2 separate regions of the Homo sapiens genome follow, and region 2 is linked to region 1. A link is a loop called in an ENCODE intact Hi-C map of the cell type or tissue named here. Cell type or tissue: IMR-90. All regions are shown on one strand. Links, peaks and the distances in the headings refer to the core of each region. The heading gives the core; the rest is flanking DNA.

What was found. A loop is a pair of places that touch in the nucleus more often than their neighbours do. Peaks named below come from ENCODE experiments on the same cell type or tissue, not always from the same donor. Only the 100,000 strongest peaks of a DNase experiment are listed, where the experiment ranks them.
Region 2: a loop joins it to region 1, with 2.7 times the contacts of the local background. A loop is called at or near these places in 17 of 110 quality-filtered maps.

Annotation. Positions count from the first base shown.
Region 1 is chr5:35,647,042-35,663,692 of GRCh38, forward strand. It overlaps SPEF2 (sperm flagellar 2), which reads left to right. Exons shown (of 37, transcript NM_024867.4): 6 at 2,320-2,384; 7 at 7,499-7,685; 8 at 11,978-12,166. Among named protein-coding and RNA genes, the nearest start is that of SPEF2, 38 kb to the left of the region's middle. RefSeq lists a silencer at 6,366-6,660. In IMR-90, for the core only: no CTCF peak of the experiment used is centred there; a DNase peak (open chromatin) is centred at 9,870.
Region 2 is chr5:35,764,563-35,781,213 of GRCh38, forward strand. It overlaps SPEF2 (sperm flagellar 2), which reads left to right. Exons shown (of 37, transcript NM_024867.4): 27 at 7,047-7,194; 28 at 9,331-9,459; 29 at 11,695-11,833; 30 at 14,555-14,784. Among named protein-coding and RNA genes, the nearest start is that of IL7R, 84 kb to the right of the region's middle. In IMR-90, for the core only: no CTCF peak of the experiment used is centred there; DNase peaks (open chromatin) are centred at 6,929 and 9,619; H3K27ac peaks cover 2,041 bases.

The DNA of each region.
Region 1 (16,651 bases), core at 5,673-13,672:
ATGGCAGTCTGGACTCCTGTGTTGAAAAAGATTCTGTGGTCAATAACAAAGTAGGTCAGAATGGGTGCTGTTGTAATGGGTCATGTCTTATCCATTGTGTTGCTATAAAAGAATACCTGAGGCTGGGTAATTTTTAAAGAAAAAGAGGTTTATGTCACTTATGTTTCTGAAGGTTGGAAGATTCAAGACTGGGTATCTGGTGAGGGCCTTAGTAAGGAGAAGGGGGAGGGGAAGTGGAGCCATAATGTGCAGACATTACATGGGGGGAGAGAAAGTGAGAGAGAGGGTGTAGGGAGGGAGAGAGAGAGAGAGAAGGTGCCAGGTTCTTTTTAACAACCAGCTCTCATGGGAATTGATAGAGTCAGAACCCACCTCTAGGGAGGGAATCAATCTATTCATGAGGGAAAAAGAGAGTGAGAGAGAAGGTGTCAGTCTCTTTTTAACAACCGGCTCTCATGGGAACTAACAGAGTAAGAACTCACTTACCCCCAGGGAGGTCATCAGTCTATTCATGCATGATCCACCGCCATGACCCGGACACCTCCCGTTAGGTTCCACCTTCAACACTGGGATCAAATTTCACATGCGGTTTTCAGGGACAATCATCCAAACCATAGCAGGTCATAACTGCCATGGGTACAGCAGGGGCCAGTCAAGGTACACATAGCATATGTATGCCATTCCTACTATATGCTTTTACTCGATTCCTCCTCATCATGCCACACTATTTTTCTATGAATCCCAGGAATGTTAAGTGACTTGTTGCTATCAGTATATTTAAATTTAAGATACCTGTACCAGTGACATTTTACTGGACCACACCAACTGTCAATCATTTCAGTAAGAGGCAATCTCATTATATTTCACAGGAGAGCAATGTTACAGTTCAGTTTGATACAAATTCCTGCAATTCACACTGCATACTGCTACAATGATTGTTTATATTCTCTCATGTGACCTATAAAGATGATTAATAGCTACCATTTATTGAACATGTGCTGTATGTCAAGCTGTGGATTGGGCACTTCACATTATCTTTAATTTGTAAATAACTCTCTAAGTAGGGTATTATTTTTCCCATTTCGTAGATGAGGAAACTGAGACCCAGAGAGTTGACATGTTTTACCCAGTGGTAGTAAAGCAGAGATTGACAGATCTCTCTGATTCCTAAATCCATTGAATTTTACATTAATTCACTTTTTTTTTGTTTTTTAAATACTAACAAAATATTCTGTACTTGGATTCTAAAATTACCACCTACAGAGGCTTTTATCTGACTCCATTTCACTATCTACCTTTCATATGTCCCTGAGTTGATTAAAGTTTTTTTTTTGTTTTTTTTTGTTTGTTTTTTTTCTTTTTTGACACAGTCTTACTCTGTTGCCCAGGCTGGAGTGCAGTGGTAAAATCATGGATCATTGCAGCCTTAACCTCCAAGGCTCAAGTGATCCTCCTGCTTCAGCCTCCTGAGTAACTGGGACTACAGGTCCGCAAGGCTGCTCTCGAACTCCTGGGCTCAAGCAAACCACTGGCCTTGACCTCCCAGAGTGCTGGGATTACAGGTGTGAGCCACTGCATCTGGCCTGATTAAAGTTTTTTAAAAAGTGTTTGTAAAACACAAAGATGACCTAAAGTTAAACTTCAGATAACTAATTAATAGTGTAAATAAAGTTGCATGAGGAATGTTTAAAACACCCAGGACAACCATTTTTAAAGAAATATTTGACTTTGGAAGGCCGAGGCGGGAGGATCACCTGAGGTCAGGAGTTTGAGGCCACCCTTGTCAACCTGGCGAAACCCTGTCTGTATTAAAAATACAAAAGTTAGCCGGTTGTGGTGGCGCATGCCTGTGATCCCAGCTACTCAGAAGGCTGAGGCAGAAGAATCACTTGAACCCGGGAGGTGGAGGATGCCTTGAGCCGAGATCGCGCCACTGCATTCCAGCCTGGGCGACAGAGTGAGACTCCATCTCAAAAAAAAAAAAAAGAAAGAAAAAAGAAAAGGAAATATTTGTATCCAAAAATGTATGTCCTGACTCTTTGATAATCTTTATTCTAATGAAATGCCCTTTGGTGCCCTGTCAAAATCATGAAGTGAATGATTCAGGGGAGGCAATTTTCACATTCTTTTAGGTATAGTTAGCCCAGTCTAAAAGCAACAAATCAAAATTATAAAAAAAATTTTTAGAATGCAGCTTTTCATATCCTAATTACCTTGAATTAGTAGTACTTGTCACTTTATAAACTTGAATGAATGTGTAAATGAAGATTTTTCAATGGTTTTTAGAGGCAGAGAACTGATGATGAATTTTCTTTAAAGGATGTGGCTGATGAAATTAAGAAGTTCGAAGCATTAATAAAAAAGGATCTCCAAGCAAAAGAAAGGTGAGATGTGAGCTATTTTAAGAATTACAAAACCGCATTCTGTTCTACACATAGCTTTTGAATATTTAGAAATAGTTTATCTGGAAGAGCTATTCCAGGATCTTTTCACTCCAAAGAATCTTGATTCAGAGAGTAATTAGGGAAGATAAATGAGCTAAAGTTCAGATTGTTAGCAACTGTTATAAATATCTGAGAGAAAGAGACTATTACGAAATGTAAAGTTGATTTATTTTTCTGTGCTATGTTTATTCTTCTAAGTTCACACATATTTTTTAAACATTCACTAAAATTGTTTCAAGGTACCACTAATTTAAATTTGTCACAGTAAATCCTTTATTAGATTCTAGTTTGGTTTATATCATGCTGTATCCTCAGCAGTTAGCATAGAGACCAGCAGTAAGAAGTTGAGTGAATGAGTTCATTAAACAAATGTCACTAAGACAGTCACTTTGGTGGGTCCATTGAACAAAGTTCCTCATTAACTGGCTTCATCTACCTAAAGATAAAGCTCCTTCACACTTTGTTTTCTATGAGAGGTCATTGATTCACAGAAAATAATTCATTAGGGATGACATATGTAGGAACAACTTGGGTTTTTTTATATTTTTAAATGGAAATGATCCAAACTCTATGCATTTACATCTTACGAAATATGAGATAAATCTCTGTTAAAGAAGGTACTAATTCTAAAGAAAAGCAGAAAAAAATTACATACTTCAGTTTCATATTAAAATTTCCTGACGGAAGGGAGAGACAGTCAAATGAGGAGGAACAAGGAAAATCAGAGCCATAAGGAAGAAATGATGAAGTCAGGTGTAAGAAAGAAAATTAAGCAAAATGGAGAATACTCATGTACATTGCCTTTCCTCCTACCCTCTGCAGAAACTCCTGATGCCCTATTCTGATTCCCACTCCCATTTATCAGTGTTGATCCTGACCTGTAAAAACAACATAATCCAAGTCTCCTCATCCATGCAGCCACCACTTGAACCCTAGCACACACCTACCCTGACCTTGGCCCATGAAAATACCAATTTCTTCTCATTCTTTCACCCATCTCTCTAACCATAGGCTCTGTGGTGATAAACAGTTGGTGTCCACCAGAAAGACCATCTTAAACTACTGAATACTTTGCTACTTGGTGAATGCTACTTTCTGTAGCTCCCTGGCCTGCCCCTTTCCTGGGACCCCTCAATTTCCACACAGTTTAGCAACCATAGTTAAGATGAAGCACAGCACTGTCTCCCAGGCCCTGCACCAGTATCCATGTCTATTGGTTAGTGTCCTTGCCATGTCAGTTATTAAATGTCTTAAAGATCATCCCTGTACATTACAGCTGCAAACATTTACCTGCTCCCTATTGCCTTTGCCAACCCAACCAGACCCTAGGTCTCTATCAGTTAGTTTCAGAAACCCCAAAACAACAGTGAATGAAATTAGAGGGAAATCTGCTTGTCTCTCATGTAATAGAAATCAGAAGGTAAGCAGCCCATAGTGTATGCTGTAGCTCCAGGGTTATCAAGGACTGAGGCTTCTCCTTTCTTTTGCCTCACTGTCCTGTTGTGTGGTTTTCATCCTCAAGGTTACATTCATGATACAAGATGGTTGCTGGGACTCCGGCCACTTGGCCCATGTTCCAGATATCAGGAAGGAAGACAGACAAAAAAGTAGATATCTCCTATCTGAAATAGCTTCTTTCAAAAGCCTTCCCAGAAGTCCCATATAACATTTCTGCTTATATCTTATTGGAGAGCATTCAGTCACATGGCCACACCTGACAGAGTGGGAAGCTGGGAAACGTAGTCTTTAACTGGACACACTGTTTCCCTGCATAAAATTGGGGTTCTATTTTGAGAGAAAAGGGAGGGAAATAGTAGTGTCAGGTCCCTTCTTCACAGAAGCCTTCACTTGGTCCTGCCAAAGATTTCCAGCAGAGGGCATCTGAGATATTGACACCCTCACTTACAGCAGGAGGAGAAGGCCTGGGGCAGCTGAAGTCCCTGGGCCAGTTACCTGTGGCTGTGAACAGCTTCATCTGAGAATCTAAATCCTTTCCAGTGTGTTGCACAAAGTTCGTTTTCTCTTTTGGCCTTAAAAAGAAAAACGTTGGGAAGTGCTGGCCTAGAGCAAACTTTTCAAGAAAACAGAGGCTATGGTTACAATATAGCACCCTTCTTAAGCCATTTCATTAATCACTACTTTTTTTAGTTCATGCTGAATCTTAGCTTAGAATCAAGAATGTTCTGGGCACATTGAAAAACTTCACACTAACTTGACTCCAGAAGGCAATACAGTCTCCCAACTTGAACCTCAGGAGCACTTTCTGCAGCTGCCTTTTTCATAGCCTGCTCCTGAACAGTTTCTCTGGATGCCACCTCAAAGTCCATCGTTTTTCTTTTGTGGAAGAATGAAATAATGTCTCATGCCAGCAATGCAAGAGCCCTCATGGCTGGTTTTTCCCCGTGTAACAAGGTTCCTCCATTTTTTCATTTTTTAGATGAATAATAAATCCTGTCTGCTATTTGTTTCTTTAGCTGGGGTTATTGGCTGCTGTAATTTGGTATTTGGGTTAATATATTTGTCAGAGGCTTTTCCCAGCAACTACTTCTTAAGAAACACAAATTTGACCAAGGTTTCTGCTACTAATAGATTATACACATACAATTATTACATTAGATGAAGGTCTGGCAAGCAAACAGATAAAAAGAAAATATAATCACTGCCCTCAAGAAACCTACATCTAGTAAAATGAATATTTATTCAAGTACATAATGTGTAGTTTTTTTTCACCTTTATTGGAATAAGACAACAGATGGATGGGTTGACTAATTGATAAAGGAGAAGCAATTTGTTAAGTATATTATTGACAGCATAAATATTGTGTTGAGAGAGCTATTAACCCACGCTCAATCCAGGGCAGGAGCTTTTACACAACACACTTAAGTACAAATATAATAAGATTTTTGATGAAAGATCTAAAAGTGTTACGCTACACAATTAAATACTAAATCTTAATAAATAGATAGGGTTAAACTCTGTCTTTGGCCTTACTGAGTGCTTGGTACCTACATAATTTGTGCTCAACTCTTCTCAGTGACAGAATACAATCAAAGGTTGAGCCCCGGCTGATAAAATGATTGGAACTTTAGTTTGATTTTTATGTATGTATGGTGTTTTTTAGCACATTATTTGAAATTTAGCAGACATCAACTATTTGCTGGGCATGCTAGGCACAGGTGCAGGCAGAAGAAAAATAGGATACTTCTCTTATTCACTAGGAGATCAGCTGGGAGGCGCAAACCTCCAAATTATGACCTATACTACAATATGGTCTATATTATAAATATGCAGGTATTACATCATAAAAATTAAACATGAGTTAACTATGTTTTTATCAGAGTACTTGTGTCTATATAAGAATTGATGACAAGTCTCTACACACTTTAATAATATATCCTTATTTTTTGAATAATAAGATTATAAGTAATATTGTAAACCAAATATATTAATTACTTGTAACAAAAGCAATGATTATACATAATATAAAAATTCATTATTTCTAGGCAAGTAACATTATGGTATATCTTGTACTATTGTATTATTCTGTTTACTTTTTGAAGAGGATGCAGATGAGAATTGATGATTATTTGATCTTTGTATACATAAAAATGTATCTTTTAATGATAAATTTGGAATGAATCTATGAATTCTGTACCAAGCCCCCATTTGACTCACTAAATTGAATGTGCTTAACTTTCTGTTGGGAAGACCACTGGGTTCTTCCTGATCCTTTACGTTTTGGACATGAGATAGGACAAGAGCTCTGAGTTGAGTCTTCTCACTTGAATCTCTAGGGCATGAGCAAGAAGCCAGTCAGACCTGTGCTTACATGTGTGGCATGGCAAGCAAGCCAAATTTCAACTGCTGTGTTTTCAATAAGTGTTCAGCGACTGTTCTAAGCAGTCAAAAATTGATCTGAGAGTTGATAGAGTAACTTGCACTTTCATAGATGATGGAAGAGTGTAGTAGATGGAACCATCTGTACATAGAAGTATTCTAGTGACCTGGCATTAATGTGCCTGGTCTGCTGTTGCGAGCTGTGCCTTCCCTGACACTTGGGTTATCAATAGTCTGCCTATTGTTGACTCAAAACAGGGGAGGTCAGAGGCCCAGAGCCAGCAGGAAGAAGAGGAAAAGAAATCCAGAATTTCCGGTTAGAATGAAAATCATAAAAAGTAAGGCCGGGCGCAGTGACTCACGCCTGTAATCCCAGCACTTTGGGAGGCCGAGGCAGGCAGATTATGAGGTCAGGAGTTCGAGACCAGCCTGACCAGCATGGTGAAACCCCTGTCTCTACTAAAAATACAAAAAATTAGCCGGGCGTGGTGGCGTGTGCCTGTAGTCCCAGCTACTCGGGAGGCTGAGGCAGGAGAATTGCTTGAACCCAGCAGGCGGAGGTTGCAGTAAGCCGAGATCGCACCACTGCACTCCAGCCTGGGTGACAGAGTGAGACTCTGTCTCAAAAAAAAAAAAAAAAAAAAGTAAAATAACAGGCTGGGCACAGTGGCTCATGCCTGTAATCCTCAGCACTTTGGAAGGCCAAGGTGGGCAGATCACCTGAGGTCAGGAGTTCGAGACAAGCCTGCCCAACATGGTGAAACCCTGTCTCTACTAAAAATACAAAATTAGCCTGGCGTGGTGGCACATGCCTGTAATCCCAGCTACTCAGGAGGCTGAGGCAGGAGAATCACTTGAACCCAGGAGGCGGAGGTTGCAGTGAGCCAAGATGCGCCATTGCACTCCAGCCTGGGCAACAAGAGCAAAACTTTATCTCAAAAAAAAAAAAAAGGTGAAAGAATAAAAAGCTGATGGGCCTTGAAAGAAGGCTATGATAAGGACCTCACAGAGAATTTAGAAATGGGGTGAAGCAAATGGGATCTGTTGATAAGCTATTGGTATCACACTGATTTCAAATATTTTCTTCAATGCTTGTATTAATAAATTAACAGTGAACTCAAGGGATCCTTCTCCTGAGGTCTTTCTCCATAGTCACAGATAGTGGCATGGGATCACATTATTATTTAAAAATCTAAAATAAAAACTATTATTCTTAGTGCATCCAAGACTTCTTTAGATACAGCAGGCCAGACAACCACCGATTTGTTAAATACTTACTCAGATGACGAGTACATTAAAAAAATCCAGAAGCGCCTTGAAGAAGATGCTTTTGCACGAGAGCAAAGGGAGAAAAGACGGCGGAAATTGTTAATGGACCAGTTAATAGCCCACGAAGCACAAGAGGTAAGATATTTAGATGAAGGTTAAGTAATAGTGCTGGGAATTCTACAAAATGTAGTCTTCTATACACATAATATGTAGTTTATATATGTATTGTCTGCTACTCTGCATCAAATGTCACTTTCACATCCTCATCATAATAGCAAATATACTAGGAAGAAAAGTAGCTATTTACTAAAGAATCTAAAATCTGGTGATAGTTGTACAACATTGTGAATGTAATTAAGACAAATGTATACTTTAAAAATGGTAAATTTTATGTTATGTATATTTTACCTTAATAAAAAATACATTAAAAGGAACCTAAAATCTGTATCTGCCATGTGTACTCTATTGTTACTTTTAGAGGAAAAAGGGAATGGTTTAATGAAAACAATGTGGAAAAGTTGTTCATCCTCTCCTTTTGTTCGCCAGTCTATTCCAGTGGTTCTTTAAGCATGGTTCCTGGACGAACAGCACCAGCATTGCTTGGGACTTTTAGGAATACAGATTATTGGGCCCCACCCCAGACCAGACCTGAAACTCTGGGGGTGGGGCCCAGTGATCCGTGCTAACAGGCTGTCTAGGTGATCCTGACGCCACTGCAGCTTGAGAATCACTGATCATTTCTTACATTGAACACATATTTATTGAACTTCTATGCTTTGAGTACTTGTGATAGGCCCAGAGATATGACAGAGAGCAAGAATAACAAGACACCTGTCTCCCAGAGCTTTCTGTTTATAGGAGCATCTACAAACAGCAAGTACATTGGAGTGTGAAAGTTCTGTGAAGGTGAAAGAGGGATTAGGGTGAATGACACTTAGAGAAGTCCACCTGGCTTGCTTCAGGAGACAGTGTCTGGAGGACAATAGCAGAAGCATGGATAAAGAGTCAGGAGTTAGCTAATTGAAGGTGGGATGGTCGTGGTGGGGTCAGGGTTAGGGGCAGTTTCCAGGAAAGGTGGTGGAAGGTGAGTGTTTCCAGACAAGGGAATATCACATGGAAAGCTCAGTGTTTTTAGCTAACTGAAAGTCATGCCATCTGGCAGGAGTCACCAGAGGCCAAATTATGATGAGCCTTGTAAGATACACAGAAAGAAATAGGAGATTTTGTGATTTCCTGTTTGAATGCAAAGCAGAATAAGAGTGACCAGGTCAGACTTGCCTGTGGAAAGATCACTCTGGCTTTAGTTTGGAGAATAGATTACAGAAGGGCAATCCAAGTCTGTTGTTGCTGTAATTCAGGTAAGAGATTATCCCAGTTTAAATGTAGTGTAGTGGCAATAGGGATTGAGAGAAGTAGCTTTAAGAGCTATTTTGGAGGTAAAATCAATAAGACTTATTGATTCATTAAACAAGGGAAAGTGAAAAAGTGGGATGAAAAATTGGATTTCTAGGTTGTGCACCTGGATGGCTGGAGGTGTAATTTGCTGAGATATGGAAGATGGTAAGAGGAACAAACTTGGGGTGGGCAGTGATTTCAGTTGGGAATGTAAATAGGACAAATCTGCATGTCTACAAAGACCATTTGAAGATGCTTTTATTCACCTACCCACGTCTGGTCTGCTTGTTCGCTGAAAGGAAATAAAGCCTTCATATAAATATGAAGAAGTGAAATTTATTCATGGATTCCACTTCTTTCTTAGTGAAAGTTCAGAAAAATAGCTCTGCACATCTCTTTGTGCTAGAAAGTTATTTCTTCATATTCTGATTTCTTCAAATTTTATCTTTATTCAATCAGTTTGGTTATCTCCCTTTTAATTAGAAGAATTTCAAATTATGAAAACTAGATAGTTGAAAAGTTAGTTTTAAAATACCTACCCATTTCAAGTTTCATTACCTAGCAATGAAATTTTGAACACATTTCTATGTATGTTCCAAAGTACTTGTGTGTTGGCTGCAAGGTTTTTTCTCACTAATTTTCTGCTTGTAATCTAGGTCTGGCGTTTGCCTGGAAAATGGAATAAATGAATTCTTTCTAGATTTCCTCACTTTCCACTAGGATGCTATTAACACTGACTTTTCAAAACTAGAGTTGGAGGTATATTTACCAGTTTGGAAATCCAGCAACCTAAGGGGCCTAAAAAAGAGCCAGGGCTCTATATATTTCCATCACAGGAACCTCATCTTGTGCTGCTGCTTTTCTGTGTGTGGGTGAGCTGCTATTCCTAGAACCAGGCCTGAAGCATATGCTGCATTCCCTCCATTCCTACCACCTCCTTCCTATGGAATGTAGTGAGCCCAGGCTCCTGTGCAACTGACACAAGAGATCCTGGTCCACAGTGGTGGAATGGGAAATTCTTATGTGTACAATGGCTGGTTTTTCCATCCATTCTCCTCTCCTCCAGAGGAAAAATGGTATATGTCAGGGCTAGGAATTCTACTTCCTTCAATTACTTGCTGCTTTTCACAAGCATGACATAAATCCCACATCAGCCCTGAATGTTTTCTTCTGGTGCCATTTGCACTTAATCCATCAGAAATGCCTCAAAATATCTTCCCTAGCTTTCAAGTTGTTCCAGTTTCTCCCTGGAATTTAGGTATTCCTGTTTTAGTTTGGCTGGTGAAGAGACAGCCAGAGACCTGTGCTCAAGTTGATATCTTGCCTACTGATTGATAAATACGTGGAATTATGTGAACTAAATGATGAGATTTAAAGTTATAAAAATCAATTTGACTTTTTAGGGGATAGGTTTTGAGAGTAGGGATGGTAAGAAAAGGATTGGTAGGGAGGGGCTGATGTTGTTCAAGATAGGGGTGGTGTCACTGGGTATGGAATGGAATCGGGGGGGTGGTTTAAAAACATACCTAGGAGGTTTACTAGACTACTTCTTGAACAATTGAGTATTAGGAGTGATGAGAGAGGAGTGAACTTAGGATGGCCCTAATGTCTTAGATCACAGAGTGGATTATTGTAGGATCATCAACTGAGATGGGGAAATATGGGGAGAGGACCAGGTCTGAAGGGGAGTTAGTGAGTTTAGTTTTGGGCTTGTTAAAGTACTTCATAGGCATTTAAGTGTATTCAAACTGGGAACACAGTTTGGCTCCCACCTGGTTTTGTGGTCATATGGCTAGTGTCTTGGCCAATTAAGGTTTGCCCCAAGTCAGTTACCTCTGCCTTCTAAGAATCTTTTCTATGCCATTTCTTTGGAACTGGCATTTGAACGCCAGGCCCTTCCCTCACTTCTTAACTAGAAGACCCTTGAATACTTAGCTGTCAGGTCTTTCCTGCAGTGCCCTATTCCTCTATAGAGCTGCTTGGGCATCTTTGGAAAATTAAATAGTGGTTGTAGACCAGAGTAAGTTCTGGTCTCTAGATATTTTTCTATGTCTTCCCCATTGAGTACTATAGATACCTCCTCTTTCCACATGATGTCTCTGTTTCGAAAGAGTGAGAGAGCTTGATGGGGACTTGGATATTATCTTCCACCTAAACCCATAATTTTACCTAATGAGAAATAGGCCCGAGAAACTGAGTTAATTGCCCAAGGCCACCCAGCCTATTATGATGACCAGGTCCTCTGATTCCCAGTTTAATGTTTTTTTTCCACTGTTCATTTACTGGTCACCTTTCTATTCTCCTCAAACAGCCAAGAATACATCTATCTAGTTTTTCTTTCAGATTATGATCACTCAGATAAGATAAGCAGTAGGTCATTTCCCCCAGCCTCTTCTCCAGGCTTCACATTCTGTCAGTTTGTATTAATAGCTTTTCCTCACGTTGGTATTGTGATATCCTCACGGGGAACTAATCAGATCTGCAGTCTTCAGCTGACAATGCCTGATTTGTTTTATAACTAGTAGTTATGTTAAAATGCGTACAGCATAATCCCAACCTTCTGAAAACATGCTTTTAAGTTTAGAGTTATAGCACTTATTTTTTTTTTAACTTTTATTTTAAGTTCGGGGTACATGTGCAGGTTTGTTATATAGGTAAACTCGTGTTACAGGAGTTTGTGGTACAGATTATTTCATCACCCAGATATTAAGCCTAGTATCCATTAGCTATTTGCTTGTTTTTAAAACCTTGAAAAAAAATCACCTAATTTATTTCTAATAATGTTTTGAATGAAGTAATAATTTGTTTAAAGTAATTGTGAGTTGCAAAGCCATAATGTTTCTAAACACCAACTTTTGTTGGAAATCCTCATTTCATAACATGATTTTTTTTGCCATGTTCAAATTAAGTCAAATGACAGAAACTGATTTAGATGAACATTATGCCTTTTGTATATTGTTTCTGTATAGGCTTCGTAGCTCAGCGGGAAATTTGGACGTCACTTTAACAAATAATTCCCCTGGTGTTTTCAGGAGGCTTATCGGGAGGAACAGCTGATTAACCGGCTGATGCGGCAGTCCCAGCAGGAGCGCAGGATTGCCGTGCAGCTCATGCATGTTCGGCATGAAAAGGAAGTTTTATGGCAAAACAGAATTTTCAGAGAAAAACAACATGAGGAAAGACGACTTAAAGATTTCCAGGATGCTCTTGATCGAGAAGCGGTAAATACCATCTTCCTTAGAAATCTTTCTAAGGTTACTTTTGTTTCTTTCTACCAAGTCGTGGTAAACAAAGCTATATTTTGTTGCCAATCATCTAATAAGATTTTCTTTTGTATGATCAACCTGTTATCTGCCCATTTTTATTTTTGTATAACTCCATCAACAGGGCATGTAGCTGCTACATAGTACTATACTGTCTTCTTTTAATCTTGGTTCTACAAGTAGCTAAGTACTTAATGCTCACCACCAACCCTTATGTCCATGTCTCTCTAGTCATTTTGATTGTCTGAAGCTCTTTCTCCAATAGGTTTCTCATGAAGGGCTCATGGAAACCATATTCCCTGAGTTCTTATAACAGTGTGTGCCTTTTATACTTGATTGTAAGTTTGGCTGTATATAAAATGGTTAGTTCACACTTTGTTTCCTTGAATATCTTAAATATGTCACTCTGTTTTCTTCAAGTATGAAGTGTGCTGCCAAAAAGAATGGTGATAGTCTAACTTTCAGTTCCTTGAGTCATTACTTTTTTTTTAGATACTTTTTTTTTCTTTAAAAGTTCACTAAGTTTACTAGAGTAGGCATTGGTATTGGTTATTCTAGGTAAATATCCTCAGGCAGTGAGAGAACTTTTAAGCTGCTTCCTTTCAACTAGACACCATTAGTCTTTAATCAACAATTCCTTGCCTTCTGAAAAAAAAAAAAAGAGATTCCTCAGGCCCATATTATGCTATTCCTTCCTCAGAATGAGAATAAATGCTTTATCTAGGGTACTGTGGTGCACTGTAGTTGAGAATGGTATACAGAAACTCACATCTGGGCTGCTAGCTGTGCTCTTTGCTACTATGGTATCATTGTGTCTCGGCCCTTTTACAACTCTGAAAATCAAAATATCCAATCTTTTAATTATTTAATAGATTATTTTTGTCCCAAACTTTATGTATATGTGAGTTCTAGTAAAAAAAAATAGATTGATTTTATTAATGGAGTATATGGATTACTTCTTGTCTACTTCCTATTGGGGATGTTTCAGATTTATTTAATCCGTTTGTCCACATTTGATTGAAGAGAACTCCTGTGAGTGGCATTTTAGATAGCCTGTCTTTACTATCATAAGATATTCACAAAACCAGACTGGGCAGAAGAGAAACCTTATAGAAAACAGGAGGGCAGTGTTTTATTTACTAGCTTCATAGCTTCCACTGTGATACCCCATGAAAGTGTAATGTAACTTTTGCCAAAATTATGCAATTTTTAGAAATATCATTTGGAAAGTAGCATATTTTGCAGGGAGGAGAGTGTTGCTTTTGCCTTTGTGGAACAGGCATAGCCTAAACGGTGGGTATGGAATGGGGAGAGAGAACCATACCCCATGAATTTGAGCTGAATGAATGCTGACCTCAATGTCTTCTTTGGCTTCAAGAGCTGAGTTATCTGGATGATTGTTTCATCTCTCTTCTTTGGCAACAATAGACTTGACTAGACTGAGTGGCATTTACTTACATTAGAAATGATGTGTTTATCTTTCTAAGTGCCTATTTGAAAAATATGTTTATTTCACAAGCTCAGCTAAATAGCAAAGTATGTTTAGCTGGACTGGTCTCACAGTGATAAGGATCATCTATTCTTTCTTGAACTGGGGTTGAACTAACTTCAGAGGACCGGAACAGTTGGGCCTGCTAAAGCCTGAGAGACCTAAATTGTGAGGTTCTGAAGCATCTGAAAAAATTATATTTCTTCCTCTCACATGATTACCTTTTCCAACAGCGGAGCTATCTAGTTCCTTGGCATCTCTCCCTTAGAGATGGTTGGATTTTATGGCTTTCATCCATACATGTTGAGTTTATCAACTCCTCCACCAACAGTAGCTGGTACATAAGTAGGAGCTGAATAAATCAATCAATAAATGTTGAATTCAGTTTGCCAAATTAACAGTCACCTCTTCTTTCCAGTATCATTCACTAACTAAACAAAATCCATTTTATTCCCTACAGCATTATCATTCTACTTCTTTTATGTGAAGAAAGGAGGTTTTTTTTTTGGTATATATTATATATATATATATATATATATATATATATATATATATATATATTATACACACATATATACACATATACCAAAGTGTGTGTATATATATATACACACACACATATATACCAAAAAATATATATACCAAGATAAATATATATATATATTTGTTAACAAAAAATATATATATATTTGTTTAACTTTTAAGTTCAGGGGTATAAGTGCAGGTTTGTTACATAGGTAAATGTGTGTCATGGGGGTTTGTTGTACAGATTATTTCATCACCCAGGTATTAAGCCTAGTGCCCATTAGTTATTTTGCCTGATCCTCTCTCTCCTCCCACCCTCCACCCTCTGAAAGGTCCCAGTATGTGTTGTTCCCCTCCGTGTGTCCATGTGTTCTCATAATTTAGCTTCCACTTATAAGTGAGAACATGCAGTATTTGGTTTTCTATTCCTGCATTAGTTTGCTGAGGATAATAGCCTCCAGCTCAATCCATGTCTCTGCAAAGGACATGATCTCATTGCTTTTTATGGCTGCATATTATTCCATGGTGTATATATACCACATTTTCTTTATCCAGTCTATCATTGATTGGCATTTAGGTTGATTCCATGTCTTTGCTATTGTGAATAGTGCTGCAATGAATGTAGGCATTCATGGGTCTTTAAAATAGAATGATTTATATTCCTTTGGGTATAAACCCAGTAATGGAATTGCTGGGTTGAGTGGTATTTCTGCCTGTAGATCTTTGAGGAATTGCCACACTGTCCTCCACAATGGTTGAACTAATTTACTCTTCCACCTACAGTGTAAAAGTGTTCCTTTTTCTCTACAACCTCACCAGCATCTGTTGTTTTTTGACTTTTTGGTAATAGTCATTCTGACTGGTATGAGATGGTATCTCATTATGGTTTTGATTTGCATGTATCTAATGGTCAGTGATGTTAAGCTTTTTTTTCACGTTTGTTAGCCATTTGTATGTCTTCTTTTGAAAAGTGTCTGTTCATGTCATTTGCCCACTTTTTAATGGGGTTGTTTGTTTTTTCTCTTGTAAATTTGTCTGAGTTTCTTATAGATGTTGGATATTAGACCTTTGTCAGATGCATAGTTTGTAAAAATTTTCTCCCATTCTGTAGGTTGTTGGTATACTCTGTCAACAGTTTCTTTTGCTGTGCAGAAGCTCTTTAGTTTAATTAGATCCCATTTGTCAATTTTTGCTTTTGTTGCAATTGCTTTTGGCATCTTCATCATGAAATCTTTGCCCGTGCTTATGTCCTGAATGGCATTACTTAGGTTGTCTTCCAGGGTTTTTATAGCTTTGGGTTTTACATTTAAGTCTTTAATCCATCTTGAGTTAATTATTGTATATGGTGTAAGGGAGGGGTCCAGTTTCTATCTTCTGCATATAGGTAGCCAGTTATCCCAGCACCATCTATCAAATAGGAAATCCTTTCCCCATTGCTTGTGTTTGTCAGGTTTGTTGAAGATCTGATGACTGGAGGTGTGTGGTCTTATTTCTGGGTTCTCTATTCTGGTCCATTGGTCTATGTGTCTGTTTTTGTGTTTTGATTACTCTAGCCCTGTGTAGTGTAGTGTAGTTTGAAATCAGGTAGTGCGATGCTTCCAGCTTTGTTCTTAGTTTTTATTGTTCTTGTCATTTTTATTGTTATTTGAGAGTGGGAGGAGATGGCACATTCTAAAAGTACTTTTAAATCTATTAAGGTCTTTAAGGTTTCTTAACTATGCTCACAAAGTATTAATAATATTTGTATTACTTATTTTAATAGTATTTATTTGCTATTCCATGGCTACTTTCTATTAAGTATTGCTGTGGAAAATACTGATTTTGTTTCTACTTCTTTGGCTGCTCCTTCTCAGGAGCAGGGTCATTGTCTTTACAGGCCCATTGTTCCCTTATATCAAAACATTTATTAACAGATTGCTCAAAGCTTCATCTTTGACTTCCTTATATTCTTTTCTATGTTATTTCTCAGACAATTTCATCCACAACCATGGTGAAGTATTTACTGCAATAGACAGATGACCCATGCAGTTATGCCTCTGTCCTCCAAGATGAAGGGCCATAGTTTTAGTATTCCTTGACATCTGTGGTCATATGTCTCAGAGACACTTCAAATTCAACATGTTCCAAGCCAAATGTATGACCTTTGCTATGAAACTAGTCTTTTTCAATGTTCCATAGCTCAACAAATGGCATCATTATTTATCAAATTGTATAAGCCTGAAACTTCAGGGCCCACCTGAAAGCTGCTTCACCCTTATTCTTCCATACCCAAAATATCCACTGAGTGTTATCATTTTCATGTATTAAATTTCTCTTCATCGTGTCCATTTTCCTCCATGTCTACACTACCACCCCTGGTTTCTACTGCAGTACTACTACTGCAGTGGTTTCCTTTATCCATTTTTAGTGGTTATGAATTGGTGACCAAA
Region 2 (16,651 bases), core at 3,382-11,381, 120 kb after region 1:
CTTCTCTTTTCACAACATGCCAAGCCTTCTTCGAGTTTCCATGAAATATCGCATTCAAACAGAAAGCAGCATCAACTTTCCAAAAGATTTTGTGAAAGTGGTAGAAGAGGACCTTGCAGCACAGATCTCACAGCAAACAAAATTTCCAACTGGGCACTTTCCAAGTCCCTTCTTGGCCTCTCTGCCTTCAGGCTTCTTTTTCTCTGACCTTCTCATACAAGCAGCCTGTGTTTCCTTTCTTCCTCCCTCTCTTTCTTTTGTTCTCCCCGCTTATTTCTTTTCTCCCTCTCACAAGCAATGATAACTCCTCTCATTGTTTCTGCTTCTTTCGAAAAACATTTTAGTATGGATTTTCACATACATAAGGAAAATGCATGAATTATAATTGCATGACTTAATGAACCCACCTAAAGTAAATACTCATGGCACCACTACCTGGAGAGAAATAGAATAAGGGCTGCACCTACCTAGTCATTCTTTGCTCCTTCCCATTTCTAACCCACTTCGAATTCTCTAAAGGGGACCAACATACTGCCTTTTTAGGAATCATTTCCTTGATGTTCTTAAGAGTTTTATTACCCAAGTCTATAGCTCTAAACACTGATGTGTAGTTTTCCTTGCTTTTGAGCTTTAGATAAATGGACTCATATCTTTTGTCTTTTTTGTGTCTTATTTTGCTCAACTTTCTTTGTGAGATTCATCTTATGTTGTTCATTTTTTGTTGCTGTATTGTGTTGCATTATATGAATGTATCACAATTTATTTAACCAGCCTGCTTTTGATAATACCTTTGGGTTTCCAATTTGGTGTCGGTATGGATACTGCTGCTATGAATGCTTGTACATGTCTCCTGGTACCCATGTGCATAGATAACTGTTGGGTATACATCTAGCAATGTGTGCTATCTTCAAAGCTAGTAGACAATACTATACTTAATACCTCAGCTTTCTTAGGTAGTGCTAAACCCTTTCACCGTTTCACCGCACTATCATCTTTGTCATACATTAGATGACCACTTATGTGTAAGTCTGTTGCATTGCTCCATTTGTCTGTGCTTATACCAACACCACACCAATATACCATTTATTTGTTACCTGAATGAGCAAATCTTCCCATCTTGTCATCTGCCAAGAACATTTTGGATTTTCATAACTTTTTGCCTTTCCATATTAATTTTCAAATCAGCTTGTCAAGATTCACAAAAATGTTGGCTGCTGATTTTTAAGGAAGTATTTATCAGATTATGAGCATTCCTTTTCATATCCTGTTTACTCTAGAGGTTTTTTCATGAATTGTATTCTCAAATGCTTTTTCTGCCTGTATTATATAATTTTTTCTGCATTTTCTGTTAATATGAAAAATCACATTGACCAATTTTCTAATGTTAAACTTACATCACATTCCTGGAGTAAGTCCAACATTTTAATGAGACGTCATCTTTCTTAAATATTACTGGGTTTGTTTTGTTAATACTTTGTTTAGAATTTTAGTCTTTGAATGAGATAATGAAAGTGAGTGAGTTCTGTAATTTTCCTTTCTCATGCTATCTTTGATGGCTTGGAGCATCCAGATAATACTAGCTTAATAAATCAAGTCTGGATATATTTCCTCTCTATACTTTGGAAAATTTTGTGGAAGTTGGGATTATTTCTTCTTGAAATGTTTGGTAGCATTCACTAAGAGGCCATCTAGAACTAAAGTTTTATAGGAAGTTTGTAGCAGGAGTTTCTGTTGCCCTCCTCCCACCCAAGAATTCATTATCTTTAATAGATTATGCAATGTTTCTGGGTTTGTTTCTTCTTAGAAAAAACTTGAGTTGTTTTTGGTAGATATTATTTTGCTAAGAATTTTTCCATTTCTAAATGTTTAAATTTATGGGTATGAAGTTATTTAAAATGGCCTACATTTGTGTTAATACTTGCAGTGTCTATGTGACGTCCACTTTGTCACTTCTGATGTTTATTATTTGTGCTTTTCCTCTTTTTTTTAAATCAGCTTAGCCAGATGTTTATCAGTTATACCAGGCTTTCCAATGACTGACTTTTAACTTCATTCATTTATTTTACTATGTGTCTTTTTTTCTTTTCTTAATATCATATTTTCCTCGTGCTATTTTCTTTGGGTTTACTTTGCCATTCTTTCCCTAGGGATTTGAGATAGATCATAGTTTATTAGTATCCAATCTTTTTTTTCTAACATACACATTTGCTACTCTAAAGTTTCCTCTGTGGCTTACTTTAGCTTCATCTCAAAGTTTCTAATATGTTACTTTTATCATCGAATTCAAAGCATTTTAGAAATATATTTTTAATTTTCAAAATAATATGTTGTTTTCTGGCTTGATTACATTTTATTCATGGAACATATTCTCATAAAAGTTTTTGAAGTTGCCTTATGGTCAATTTTTGAAGTGTTACATGTGTACTTGAAATATATTCATTTAAGTGTTTAGTGTACATATTGCACTTCATTGTTTATATACAAATATTTTGATATATTATTTTACTATGTATTTTAAATATTTATTAAATATCATTGTTTAAATCTTATGTTTCTCATTTGTTTTCTCCTTTGAATTATGAAGAGAGTTATAATAAGATCATCTGTACTTTGGTCAATTTGCTTTATATATATTTGAGACAATGAAATTGGGAAAATATAGATTTTAAATTGTGAAATCTTTCTGGTGGAATGAACCTTTTCTTATTATGAAATAATCTTCTGTATATATAGTGCTTTTGTTTTGTAAATTATACTTTTAGAAATTGTTTATATGTCATATCTTTTCATCCTTTCATTTTCATCTTCTCTGTGTCTTTTCTGCTTTTTTTCCCCTCTGTAAGTTTGGTCATCATGTATTCTGTTACTAGTCTCTTAGCAATTGCCCTAGGAATTACACCGTGAATTAGTGGCTCCTCAAAGTCTATTATTTGGTCAATAATTCATGGTGTTATTTCTAGGGTAGCTACTAAGTGATTTAGTGTGTGCTATTTCCAAGCTAACATGGGGGGAAGATGAAATTTAAAATATCCAATCCAAAAGAAGCAAAGAAAAGAGGGCAGAAAAAATATTCAGGACAAGCAATACAAATAGAAAGTACAGAGAAGATAGTAGATTTATAGCCCAAATATATCTACAACTACATTAAATTTAAATGGGCAAAATGAACTAGATAAAGGAAAATAAGTATTAGATTTTTTATAAATGGGATATGATGTGTATAAGGATACTAAAATGATTTTTCATTATTGACCTAAGAGAAGAAGGGGTTAGTGTGATGATCTCCACTTGCCATCATAGAATCTCACACCCTTGACCTTCTTTAGGTCTTCAGTGTTAGTTTCTATCTTGATTCCTGACCAGTTAACTGTCTCTTTCCTGAAGTCCTAGCCATCTGTAATTGTGTGCTCTTTCTAGTCTCATAGCAGTTATTGTCTTTCCTACTCATTTGGCTCTTAGTATCTAGGTGGTTGTTGTTATTGTTGTTGTTGTTTTGTAATCTGTATTTTGTTAGTTGTTAGTCTGAATACTTAACTAGATTCTAAAACTTTTTGTATACCTTGGACCTAGCATAATGCCCACATCAAACATAATATAATAATAAGCCCTCAATATAGTCTTGAGGTGCTGCTGCTATGCTGATGATGCTGATGTCAATATTAGTGATGACGTTAGTGACAATGATGATCATAGCAGAGACCACAACAAGTACCAAGCACCAGAAAGTGGGAAACCAGACGTAGAAGCTCTAGAAAAAAATGAGTTATTCTTATTGTTAAATGAGCAACATAGACATAATCTACAAGTCTTATGAATCCCATTAAAATTACCTGAGAAAATGACACTGAAAAATAGTATGTTCTTAGAAAGGGAGGATCATATAGCTATGCCTCTTGATTAAGCTGATATGATTTTAGGAAAATCACTTAACCTCTCTAATTCTTTAGGCTATATCTATAATATTGGAGATAGTCTATCTTTACTTTATTGAATGGCTGAAAAAATCCAATGAAATAATGTATGTAAAGTGTTTTAGAAACTATATATTTTAACTTATCTCTACGTTAAGAAATGCATTAAACATTGTACCCTTTTCCTTGTGGACTTTAAAAAATCTTATAGAAAGCATAGGAAAATGGACTGCTTAGTAATAATATTACTAACAATCATATTTGAATACTGCTTGACTTTGATATCACACAATCTTAAGGCAACTTTGAATTTCTAATGAAACAGGTGTGATTCACTAAATTGTTGTGGGGCAAATAGCACCAGCTGAGATTAGTGCAACTAAAAATGAGAGCACTTTAACACAGGCTTTTTTCTACACAGCAGTTTTACCAGGAGCTATCCATTTAGTAGACCATGTTAATTTTTGGCAAAACTTTCTTCTAATTAGTGGGTATGCAGTGATTTCAAAGAAACAAGTCATATTTTTAACACCCACAATGTCAAGGCATTATGTCTAAAGTTCTCTCCAGCTTTATAAGCTAGATTGCTGAATGAATTGGGAATTACATTAATTTTTGATAGCAACCCAGAGGTCTTTGAGGGAAGTGGACCAGAAAAATTCAGACAATTATGATGCATAATTATGCAGGTAATTATGATAATTATCATCATCACAAAGTTGTTTACAAGGGAGAAAAATCCAATTTTGAAGAAAATTGCTAACTTACAGTGCTTTGCAGGAACCGATTAAAAATTGAATTGCTTGCAATTTAGGGGAAGAATTTTAGCAAGTCGGCTTTCAGCTTTACTAAGAACTTGCAAGTACAGTATCTGGTATTCATTTTTATCAAAAGGGCATCTGATAAAAAAAAGAAAGAAAAGAAAAAGCAAAGGGAGAAAGAAAGAAAAAGACAAAAAAAACCACAAAGAAATCTGCTTGCTCTCTGAAACCTTTCTGTATTCCTCCAAGATTCTATTGATATTGAAGAAGTTGAGGGTGCATTCTGTGGAATATGATTCTTTTGAAAGAAAGTCCATTGACTATTAAGCACCTACTGGGCATCCCCTTTGAGCACAGCACAGACACTCAAAGCTGTGAAGAATACAAAGAAGTAGGACTGGTTTAGCTCTGGGAAGCACGAGGCCCCTTTGGACAATGGGGCAAGATTTATCACTCATAGAACACTTGGGAAGAGTTACATGCTGCCATGGGGTATGCAGTGTGGCAGAATTTTGGAGAAGGCGGGAACTGGCTGGTCTATCTCACCCACAAAACTGTAATAGTCTTTGAGGGTAGAGATTATGCCTTATTCATTTTTCTATTCACCTTCATTAATCTTTGTCTTCTCATCCCCTCACCCCATTCTCCCCAGAAATTATAAATAATTAAATAAGCCCTCAATAACCCCCATTTTTCACCAATTGCTTTATTGAGATTTTAGAGTTTTAAACCCTGTGTTGCTACTGCCTCCATAATGTGTGTGTGTGTGTGTGTGTGTGTGTGTGTGTGCATGTGCGTGTGTGTGTGTGTGTGTGTGTTGTTTCTACCTTTGGGATTCTTTCCTGGGTTCTCATTTCTTGGGGTGACACTCATAAACAACCTTCGCCTCCCCAGGGGCAGTTGAACTTATTGCAAAATGTCCAGTATTTCTAACTGCAAGTACAACCCCAGTGACACAAGCCTGAAGACAAACGTGTACATATATATAATCTTAATTTACAAATAATAATTGCATATATTTATAAAGTACACTGTGAAGTTTTGATGTCTGTATACATTGTGGGATGACTGAATCAAGCTAATTACCATATCTGTTACCTCACTTATTATTTTTGTGGTTAGAACATTGAAAATTTACTCTTTTAGCAATTTTGAAATATACAATACATTATTATTAACTATAGTCACGGTGCTGGGCAAGATGTCATCAGAGCTTATTCCTCTTATCTAACTGAAACTTAGTACCCTTTGACCAACATCTCCCCTTTCCCTGTCCCACATACTCACCCACCCCAGCCCCTGGTAACCACTCTTGTACACTCTACTTCTATGCTTTGACTTTTTAAGATTCTACAAATAAGTGAGATCATGCAGTATTTGCCTTTCTGTGCCTGGCTTATTTTGCTTAGCATAATGTCCTCCAGGTTCGTCTGTGTTGTCATGGGACAAGGTTTTTCTGCTGCCTGAAGTGCAGAGCCAGCCACAGAGGAGAGGTGGAGGGATACCTGCAGTTCCTGACCCCGTGGGTGGGAAAGGACAGAGCTTCTCCATTCAGCACTTAGAATGAGGTGACAGAACAACTAATCTCAAGCCAGGACACTTGTGAGAATGAAAGGAGGCACTTGGTGGAATGGAGAGAAGCTGAAAGTCAGCCCAGCAGGGAAGCTAAGAACCTTGGGGTTAGCTTGTGGAATGGGTCAACCTCACAAATACTCAGTCTTTTGGGGGTGATATTTAGTGCTCAAGTAGAATAGGAGCCCAGGATTCAACTGTCCATGACCCAATTAACACAGGGCATGCTGTCCCAAAAATTGGCTGTTGCCGAGGGTGATGAATATATGTATGAAGAAACCACAAATATACACCCAGAACATAAACAAATATGCTTCTGCAGTATTAAAATTTTATGAATGCAAATAAAAAAATAAAAAAAAAACTCTGTAGGGGATCAGTTATCAAAAAAGGTTAAGAAACATTGATACAGAGAAATACCCTGGATTGGAAGTCAAGAGATTAAAGGAACTGAGAAGTATAAATGTGTGTCTGAGATTTAAAAGAAAGGAATTTTTGCATAACCATGGAGTTGTGACACTCTGGAGGTGGCAGTGAGGAAACGTAAGGATGATTTGCAGGTGGGGCTTGAGAAAGCGAGCAGCCTCCACATAGATGGTGGAAGGGAAGCCGCATCTTGGGACAGGGCCAGGTTTCCACTTAAGTAAAACATGGTGGGGTGTGTTTTGTAAAGTTCGAGTACGTGGGCACAATTGTTTACAGTGGATTAAGGTTTCAACAGAATTTAGTAATGACTACATCCAAATGGTTGCCATATTTTGTAAATGAGACATTAACTGAAATATTGCTGTTACGCAACCAGGTGGCTGCTGAAATTCATCAGAGGCTTATGGAAGAAGAAAAAGAAAACCAGCCAGCAGACCCCAAAGAAAAATCTCCTCAGATGGGTGCAAATAAAAAAGTCAAAAAGGAGCCACCCAAGAAAAAACAGGAAGACAAAAAACCCAAAGGTATTTATGGTTTTAGCACTCAGAACCCTGGATGCCTAAACCTCTCCTTCGTAGAAAACGAGCATTTAACTGGACACATTATTAGCCTCTAAGCCACTAAAATACTACTCATTAGGTTTAAACTAGAGACCCGGGCTTCTATGATTTGTGGTGTTAGTGGCAAATCATATTGCATACCAAGCCCACCTAACTTGTTTAACCAAATAGCCAGATGTACTCAGGGTAAAATAAACCTCAAAGACAGTTTTGAAATGTTAAAAGAACTTCCAGGATGGTACTATGTCATCTGAAAAGTCTGTGCAGAAAGGCTAACACTGCAGTAACAAAGAGAAGTTTAAAAGCTATGTTTTTAGAAGCTATGTGTATGTTTCAGGGGCAAGTCCTTTTCTCTTGGAGGCCTCCTGCCTAAATCCCTGGCTCAGTAGCATGAGGGAAAACAAAGAGTTCAGAAAATACGTCTTGAAAGAGATCCCTAATTAACCTTAGGAATGAATAGCTTTGGCATCAACATTACCCTCCCCCTCTGAAGTGGAATCCTGGGAAGCAAATGAGCAGAACTCACTCCACTCATAGATTGTCTGTGATATGTTTATTATACACCTGCTATGTGAAATGCTCTAGATGGATGCCAAGAACACAATAGTAAATTAAAAACAAAACCAAAAATCACAACCACAATTCCTGCCCTAATCCAGCTATAGTCTTGCAGTAGAGAGAGACATGTGACCATTGTGCTTTGATAGGGGAGGTACAAGTACCTTAAGAACAAGGTCTCCCTTCTCCATCTGAGGGCGTAGAAGATGCTTCTTAGATAGAGAACATTCAAGCAGCCAGGAATGGGAGTTAAAGGAAAGCACTGAGGATGGAGGAAGGAGTGGGTCAGTGGCACTTGAAGGAAAGGGAAGAGTATTACCTCAATAAAGAACGCACCACTTTAGTCCATCTCAAGTGGCAGGAATAAGGGAAGTGCTTCTGTTGACTTTAATGGAATCACTGTTGGGGTCTGATCCCTTAATTTTACAGATGATAAAACAGAAATCCAGAGAGATTAATCTCTCCTTCATCTGTAACTTACATATACATCTATTATTGCAACATATTACGATTTCTTTGTTTACAGTATCTTCTCTATAAGATTTGAACCCTTCGAAGTCAGACCCTCAAGAAAGATTAGTTGAACTGAAAATAGAGCTATGTAAATGGGCCCTGCAACTAGAATCATATTGCCATAGCCCATGGGTAAATCCTTTGATAAGTACTGACAAATTTATATTTTGTAATTCTCTTATATAATCACTGATGTACTTATAGTTAAGTTCTAATTAAAATATAATTAAATTAGCCAGGAGCAGTGCCTCACACCTGTAACCCTGCACTTTGGGAGGCCAAGACAGGTGGACTGCTTGAGCCCAGGAGTTCGAGACCAGCCTAAGCAACATGACAAAACTCTGTCTTTACAAAAAAATACAATAAAATAGCTGGGTGTGGTGGCACACATCTGTAGTCCCAGCTACTAGGGAGGCTGAGGTGGAAAGATTGCCTGAGCTTGGGAGGTCGAGGCTGCATTGAACCATGAGCATGCAACTGCACTCCAGCCTGGGTGACAGAGCAAGACTGTCTCAAAAAATAATAATCATATTTAAAGAGATTACAGATTCTTGACAATCACCCGCATTTCACCCACATCTTCTTGAGGTTATTCTCGTATCTTCTTTTTTGGTGAAGATCTAGGAAACACTTTGCTAATAGAAGTTATCCCTTATGGAGTGGTAATTCTGCAGGTGTCTAATGGGGTCAGCACTATGTGGGGATTTGCTAATTTCTGTCCCTAAACTCTGGATTTCACTATGTTTGGAAACTGTAACCATTTTTGCACTTGCTACATACCTTATTTTTTAATTATACTACACAAATGGGGCGTTTTTATATGAGTCCAGCCCAGGAACCATACAGAGAATTCTCAAGGAAAAATTCAATATTTCATCACAGATGCTGGGAGGACCAAGGTTTCATTGTTTCCGAATCACTAGAGGTTTATAGCTTAACAAACTTTGCTTTGTGCTCATTCTGTCCAAGTACTATGTGCACACCTTTGTATTTTGTTAGTTTACTCAGCATGTTTCATTGCCCTTTCAGGTAAATCACCACCTATGGCAGAAGCAACTCCTGTCATAGTAACAACAGAGGAAATTGCTGAAATCAAAAGGAAAAATGAACTGAGGGTCAAAATAAAAGAAGAACACCTTGCTGCCTTGCAATTTGAAGGTAGCGATTGAAACGACTAAGATGATGCTTTTCAGTAGAAAGGAGACCAGTAGCCAAACAGCCCACAACTGGCTCATCAATTGCCTCAGACCATGTCTATGAGAACATACAGCAAAGAGGTTGAAAAGCACAATATTCAGTTGACTGTTTTCGTTTGACCACGTGAGGACTAGATTTGAGTGTTGCATGAGTCAGATGTTTTGGCATCACCTAATCAGTCTTAACTGATGACACGATCTCAAAAAGAACCAAAAAGAATTTGGTAATGGGTTAGAAAAAGCAATAGCAGTAATTAAAATCTCATAAAACAGAAACAAAAGAAAATGTTGAAAGTTCGTATGATTTTACAGGTTTAGATAGGGACTACCTAAAGTAAGTGGTTTTATATTACAGTAAGAATAATTTAGGTACCTAATTAGGAAAATAAATTTTAACTAAAGGCTAACAGGCCCTGAAAATGAGTCCTTGGGAACAAAGGCCATAGGAGAGCCAGTCATATATCTATTATGTTCAGAGGTGTTCTTCTCTATAGGAGCTATGACTCCACAAAACATATTCTCCTTATGGCTCTCTGAATTGTCTTGTAATGCAATTCTAAATGAAATCTGAAAAGATCAGGAAACTGAGCAAACATATCCTAAGGGAAAAAAACACGGTCAATATACAAGATGACAAAACCACAAAAATGTGGCATGGGGTATGCCGAGACACCTTTAACTACTCAGTGACTATTAACTACTAAGTATGATTTCCATCCCTTGTTTCTCTCATTTTCTCTCCCCTGTCCTTCCCATCTTACTACCACCCACTTCTAAAACCCCAACAATAAAATCTGAAGTCAGTTGAACACAGGGAGACTGTGGCATCAGGCAAGTCCAGGACAGATGCATCTCCCATATTGCCTGCCCTGCATCTGATTTCAGTGGTTTTCAGTATACTTCATCTTTCAGTTCATTCCATACATGATCCTTAGTGTAGCAAAATTCATTTATGCATATAACAAATGATTATTGACTTTCCACTCTGTGCCAAGTCCTGTGATAGTTGCTGGAGACACACATTTATATGTACAAACATAAACAAAAAATAAAACTCAGTCTCAAGGAAGAGAAATGCAATCACTGTTGCATGTTGACCTGTTGACAGCTGGGCCTGTAGTCACAGCTACTGAAGAGATTGAGGTGAAGGATCGATTGTGTTTGAATCCAGCCTGGGCAACATAGTGAGATCCTGTCTCAAAAAAAAATGTGATATTGGTGGTGGGCATATTGGGCAAAGGGGACATGAGGGGAGTTCCTGACTTACCAACGGAACTAATTCTTGAGCGGAATTGGAAGACTATGGATAAGTTTTTCCAGGGGAAAAATTGGCGTGAGAATGAAGAGGAGTATTACGTGCCATGGCAGAGAGAGGGGTAAGAGGCATATCAGCTTGTGAGTAGCTTAGGACCATGAGGCATGTTCTGGGAAGGAGCGACTTGGGAGATGGGGAGGCCACACCATGGAGGGTTATCTAGGCACTGCCAAGAATGTTCAATTCTTCCCTGGTGGCAACTGGGAGCTAGGGAAAATTATGAGCAGTAAAGTGATTATGATCACATCTGCAGGTAAGACAAATTACTCTGGATAGTGTGGAGGTGGATTTGGATTTGAGGTGGGGGAAGAGAGTTAGAAAAAGTAGGATTGAGGCTATTGCAACAGTTTAAGTGAGAGATAATCAGCACCCAAACTATGCGATGATGATGAAAAAAGCCAAAAAGAGAAACTGGAAAAATTTTGGAGATAAAATCCACCAACCAGATTATGTGCCAGGATCGGTAATAGGCCCAGGGGCACATGGAGTTTGCCCTGATTTTAGTGGTGCTGAGAAATACAATGGCAATGCCACCCCAGGTTCTAAAGTAAGGAGATAAGCACGGTCCCCACTCCCTTTTCAAAATTCAGAAATTACCTATGCGTGTTTTCACATTTCATTTATCAAAGAGTAGATTGCTACAAAGTGCAATAGATAAAAAGCTCAATTATAGTTTTGGTTCAGATAATTTCTCAAATGACTCTACCACATATTACATTTTGCTTTTCAGTGAGATGGATATCATCTTATCTATTCTGGTATATTAAACGTGCACCTAAAGCTTCACAAATTGAAGCACCAGTGGTTTCAAAGTGAATCTGTTCATTAGTAAATGCATGCACTGCAATATGTTAAAACATTCTTATTTCTCTTTGCAAATAGAAATAGCCACGCAATTTCGACTTGAACTGATAAAGACAAAAGCATTGGCTCTTCTTGAAGATTTAGTAACAAAGGTGGTTGATGTATATAAACTCATGGAAAAATGGCTTGGTGAGAGGTATTTGAATGAAATGGCCAGGTAAAGTACTACATGACTTTCTGAAAATATGCTTTGTGTATTCTAAGTACCAAAATTGATGAAGATTTTTAAGGTATTTACAAATTTAAGTTAGTTACAAATATAAATTTTGGCCTTTTAGGAAATCACGTGTATAAACAGATAATATGAGCTTTACTATCATGTTTGTATTAACTCTTTTCTAACAGTAAATCATGCATCAAAGGGTTCTATTGCTATATTAAACTTTGCACAATATTTATGAGTTTAGCTGTCATACTAATCAATGAGAACCTTATTTTACAAGGTAAGATTATAGGTAATTTAAAAATAGTTTTTAGAAGTAAAATAATCCTTGATACTTTTCCAATGGTAGATTTATTATCAGTCAGAGCCAATTAAGGGGAGATTAAAAAGTCATTCACTGGAATGTTTTACCAGCTAGACTGATTCTCTTGTAAGACCAACCCCAAGTTCTACTTTTCTGTTGAGTTCCAAAGACTTCCCAGACCTTTGTTGCTACTGAGGGGCAATGACTCTCATCCTGTTAGTTCAACCTTAAAAGGTACAAAGAGGCAGGTCAGCAGAGTGAGTCATGATTGTCCAGACCAGGAGCCCCATCTTGTCCACAAATTAGTAGCATGCTTGATTGCTCTGGGCCTCATTGGCTTCATCTATACAAGGAAACACTCCAGCCAGGCTATTTCAGAAGTTTACCCTAGATCTAGATTCCAAGATGCACTACAGTTTACAATAAACATTTACTGAAAACTTAGAAGTTGCTACACAAACAGTATTCAAAAGGCAATTATTCTTAGAAGCAACAATTTTCATGTAAAAAGCAGCTGTTATGGTTCGTTTTCTCTGGTCCTTGTCTCATAGTGAAGTTCTTTTGTAAAGTCTTCAGCCTAGTTGTTTAGAACTATTGCTCCATAGTAAAACAAACAAAGAAACATTAAACAGAATAAAAAATACAAACACAAGCATAAGTAAGCTTACTGCAGTAATGCTTAAAATCATTTTGCTACTGGATAACCAAGTCAGTTACTCATCAGCATCACACAGTAATAATATTCATTTCTGTTCTCTGCCTGCTATTTTGAAATGAAAGTCTATCTTCTTCATTTTTGGGACTCATGGCTCCCATCCATGTGGCCATCCAGTGTAAATGCATATTTTAGCAGATGTATTCATATTTCTCAGATTTATATTGTATATGTCTGCCCTGTGAATCTACAGATGCTGTCATGAACTGTGGCCACAAGAAGTTAAAACCTAGAAATGTGATACAAATAAATAAATAAATAAATAAATAAATAAATAAATAAATAAATAAATAGCTGGCAGATCCCTTTGACCTTCAAATCCTGTTCTTATTTTCCTGGCACTTTTTTCCTTCCGTTGTTAAGATTACTCTTAGTAACCTTCCACTAGGTGGCGCGCATCTGTTTTAGTATCCTGATGCCCAGTAAAGGTATTATTCTACTAGTCATGTTTTACAGAGTATCGTGCCGGGCTATGGTTGGGTCTCAATCCACATTTGGAGTCCCTCCTCACTCACGTAAACTCAGCAGCTATCCAGTGACCTCCTCTGTCCCCGAGCACGCAACCACCCTAAAAGCATAAACTAATTGGCTAACACGTATTACATGGACACTTACAAAGACAACATTCTGGAGTTGAATTCTAGAGTATCTTTTGAAAGACAGCAACTAATGCTACTTTTTAAATTTTCAGTTATATGTTCAGTATGTGGTATATTTGGTGCCTATGAATTATATAAAATGAGATCAAATATGCATTTTTCTGTGTTGCTCACTTTCATTGTAATATATAAACAAGATCCTTTCTTCAATACAGCGATAATGCACTTATTCATGTATAAAACTTCTCTAGCCTTTAAAATAATTTTTAAAAGGTCATTAACTATACCCCCAGTACAGTTTAAATCTTTGCCGTATATGAGTTCACATTAATAACCATAAGATAGGGAGTGTTGCGTTGTTGATTCCATTGCAAAGACAAGGAAATTCAGAGAGCCCAGGATCTCTGGCTAGAGAGTGTCCTAGGATGAGAACTCAGATTCCAGCACTCTTTCTACCGCATCATAGTGGTTCCCAGCTGTTGCTGCTTTACCATGTTATCTAGCTAGGAATTGTTATTCTTCATGAAGATAGCAAAGCAATTTCAATGGATTATATACAACAGAGGCTATTCTGACATCTTTGTTTTAGATAACATCAAACTTCTTTGACAGAAATAGAGAAAAGCCACTCTTCTAGAAATACATTATTGAACTTGATTCACTTTATAATTCATCCTAATTCCAAATAAATGTAATTCTAATAGTCATGTTTTACAGAGTATTATGCCATATAACCTTATTCTGGTTCATACTTAGTATGAAATATAACCCTTGATATAGTCTTGCTTACATAGTAAAATATATTCTAATACTAATAAAAACTATATTTAATAGGTTCTCTTTAAGTTCAGTTTTGTGTAAAATGTGTAACTAGTAGCTGTTTAATAAGCATGCATTTTCTATTTAATCTGCATTTATTTATACCCTGCCTTTTTACAAAATAGATTTGGGGACAAATTGAAATTTATAAGCATGCAGATGGAGTTGTCTAAGAGCTATATAATCTGTTTACTTTTGTGTATATGTCTTATAAGCAAACTTTATTAATCTAATAGTATCTTTCATGGGGTTAACGCTATCCATTTTACCACTTTCAGTACAGAAAAATTAACTGACGTAGCTCGCTATCACATTGAAACATCTACAAAAATTCAGAATGAACTTTATTTAAGCCAAGAAGACTTCTTCATTAATGGCAATATAAAAGTCTTCCCAGATCCTCCCCCATCAATACGTCCTCCACCTGTAGAAAAGGAAGAAGATGGTACCCTGACCATTGAACAGCTTGACAGTCTTCGAGATCAGTTCTTAGATATGGCACCTAAAGGTAGGAAAAATAATTATCATGAAAAGAGCACAAAAAAAGGTTAAGATTAACCAGGACAGAAATCACTTGCCAACAAGTAAAATCAGCTCTATGGGATCATGTGGCACTAAAACATGCCCTTGCTTTGTTCTAGTTTATTAAATATTTGTTTCATACAACATAGACCCTAATTAAACAAGCAGGACCCACTGTGAATAATGCTTGAGCAGTGTGGTGGTCCTCATTCCTGGTAATTCCTCTCTCCTGTCCTCCCCGACCCTTGCTGACAAGTTTGTATATTTGAGTATTACTCCACCTGGCAGCTTACAGAAAGACTTTGTGCATACTTCTAGTTTAGATTTTATATTGAGATTATGAGTTTGTGTTTCTGTGAGGGGAGACCAGGCAGTAGAAGATTTCCCTTTTATGTTGGCCTTTTCCCTCAGTGCTTGTAGACCATAAGCAGAATCAAATAAGCTGTTAGAAAATGTTTGCTTAATTAATTAGTCGGTTTGTTCATATGTATGTGTAAATGTTTTCTGCACACAACAATTTTATCTCTTTCACATTTTATCAGCATGGACCTACAGCATCTGCACAGGCTTTTTTTATTCAGCCTTTTCCTACTTCCAGATATTCTTCAATGAGTTCTGTCGATTGATAGCACAAGTAATTCAGACAGATCACATAGGATTATCATCTCCACTTTAAAGGTCTAGATACTGACTCACAGAGGAGTTTAGCAGATTTTTTGCCTATGGTCATATATCATTCAGAACTCTGCAGATCCAAAGTTCTTGCCCCTTCTCACTGAACTAAGTTGCCTCTCATAAGCAGATTTCTTTTACTTTTCAACATATACTACTTATTGGGAAATTATTACTTTTCCCTGTAGCATAGTCAACTGACTTTAGTATTAATACAATGTTACTTTTTAAAAAAGTCCAGTATTTCCAGAAATTCACATCATATATCATTAGTAAAAAGAGCATTACTCTAAGTCCGAAAGCTTCCTTGCCAAGCCCAATAGGTGAAATTGGTGTATGTGTGTGTGCCTGGGTGAACCTTGCGCTTTGATGTGTCAGCTCATCAAATCAGCTAGAGCAGGCTTTACAGCTCCAAGGTATAAAAGCCCACACTTCAGCTGTGGAGGGACGGAGGTGCCATTTGGCAGCATTTGGGCACGAAGGAAACATGGCCATCAGCAGGTACAAAAAATCTCGACTTTACAAATCAGTCCATGAAATTCCTTCAGTCCTTTAGTCAGACAGAGTGCACCCTCTTCTACATGGTGCGAGCTCCACAATGCCCTGTTATTATGTACTTCCCTCTTCAGAGTTGCTTTTTCTCTTCATTTTATCCAGGCCATTATTTTACACATAAAATAAAAAGATAAGTGTAAGTGGATTCTAAACATGACATGTGGTTTGCTTTAATCCTACACTCTGGTGACTGGGAGGAAATCACTCAATTAATAGGTAAAAACTAAAGGCATCTGGGGACACTTGAATAGGTAGAAGTGGATTTTGAAAATTATCATCCACTTACAATATATCTTTCAGCAGGGACCCTAGTATCCATGATGCTAATCATAATACTTTCTTGGATCCAACCTCAAATCCAGAGCTCATATTTCCACTAAAAATTTAAAAATAAATTTTAAAAAATAGCAGCTATAACTTGACATGTGTCTCAGAAGATTAACTCTAGAAACCCTTGGGACACAAAGATGTCAACAGATAAATGTTTTCAGACTATGGGAGAAATAAGAAGGGAGGGAGAGGAAGTAAAGGAAGGGAGGGAGGGAGAAACGGAGTTGTTTTTTTTTTAATTTTTATTTTTTTAAAAGCAGAGTAAAAGGAAACCATTTGCCCTAGGAGCTGAGAGT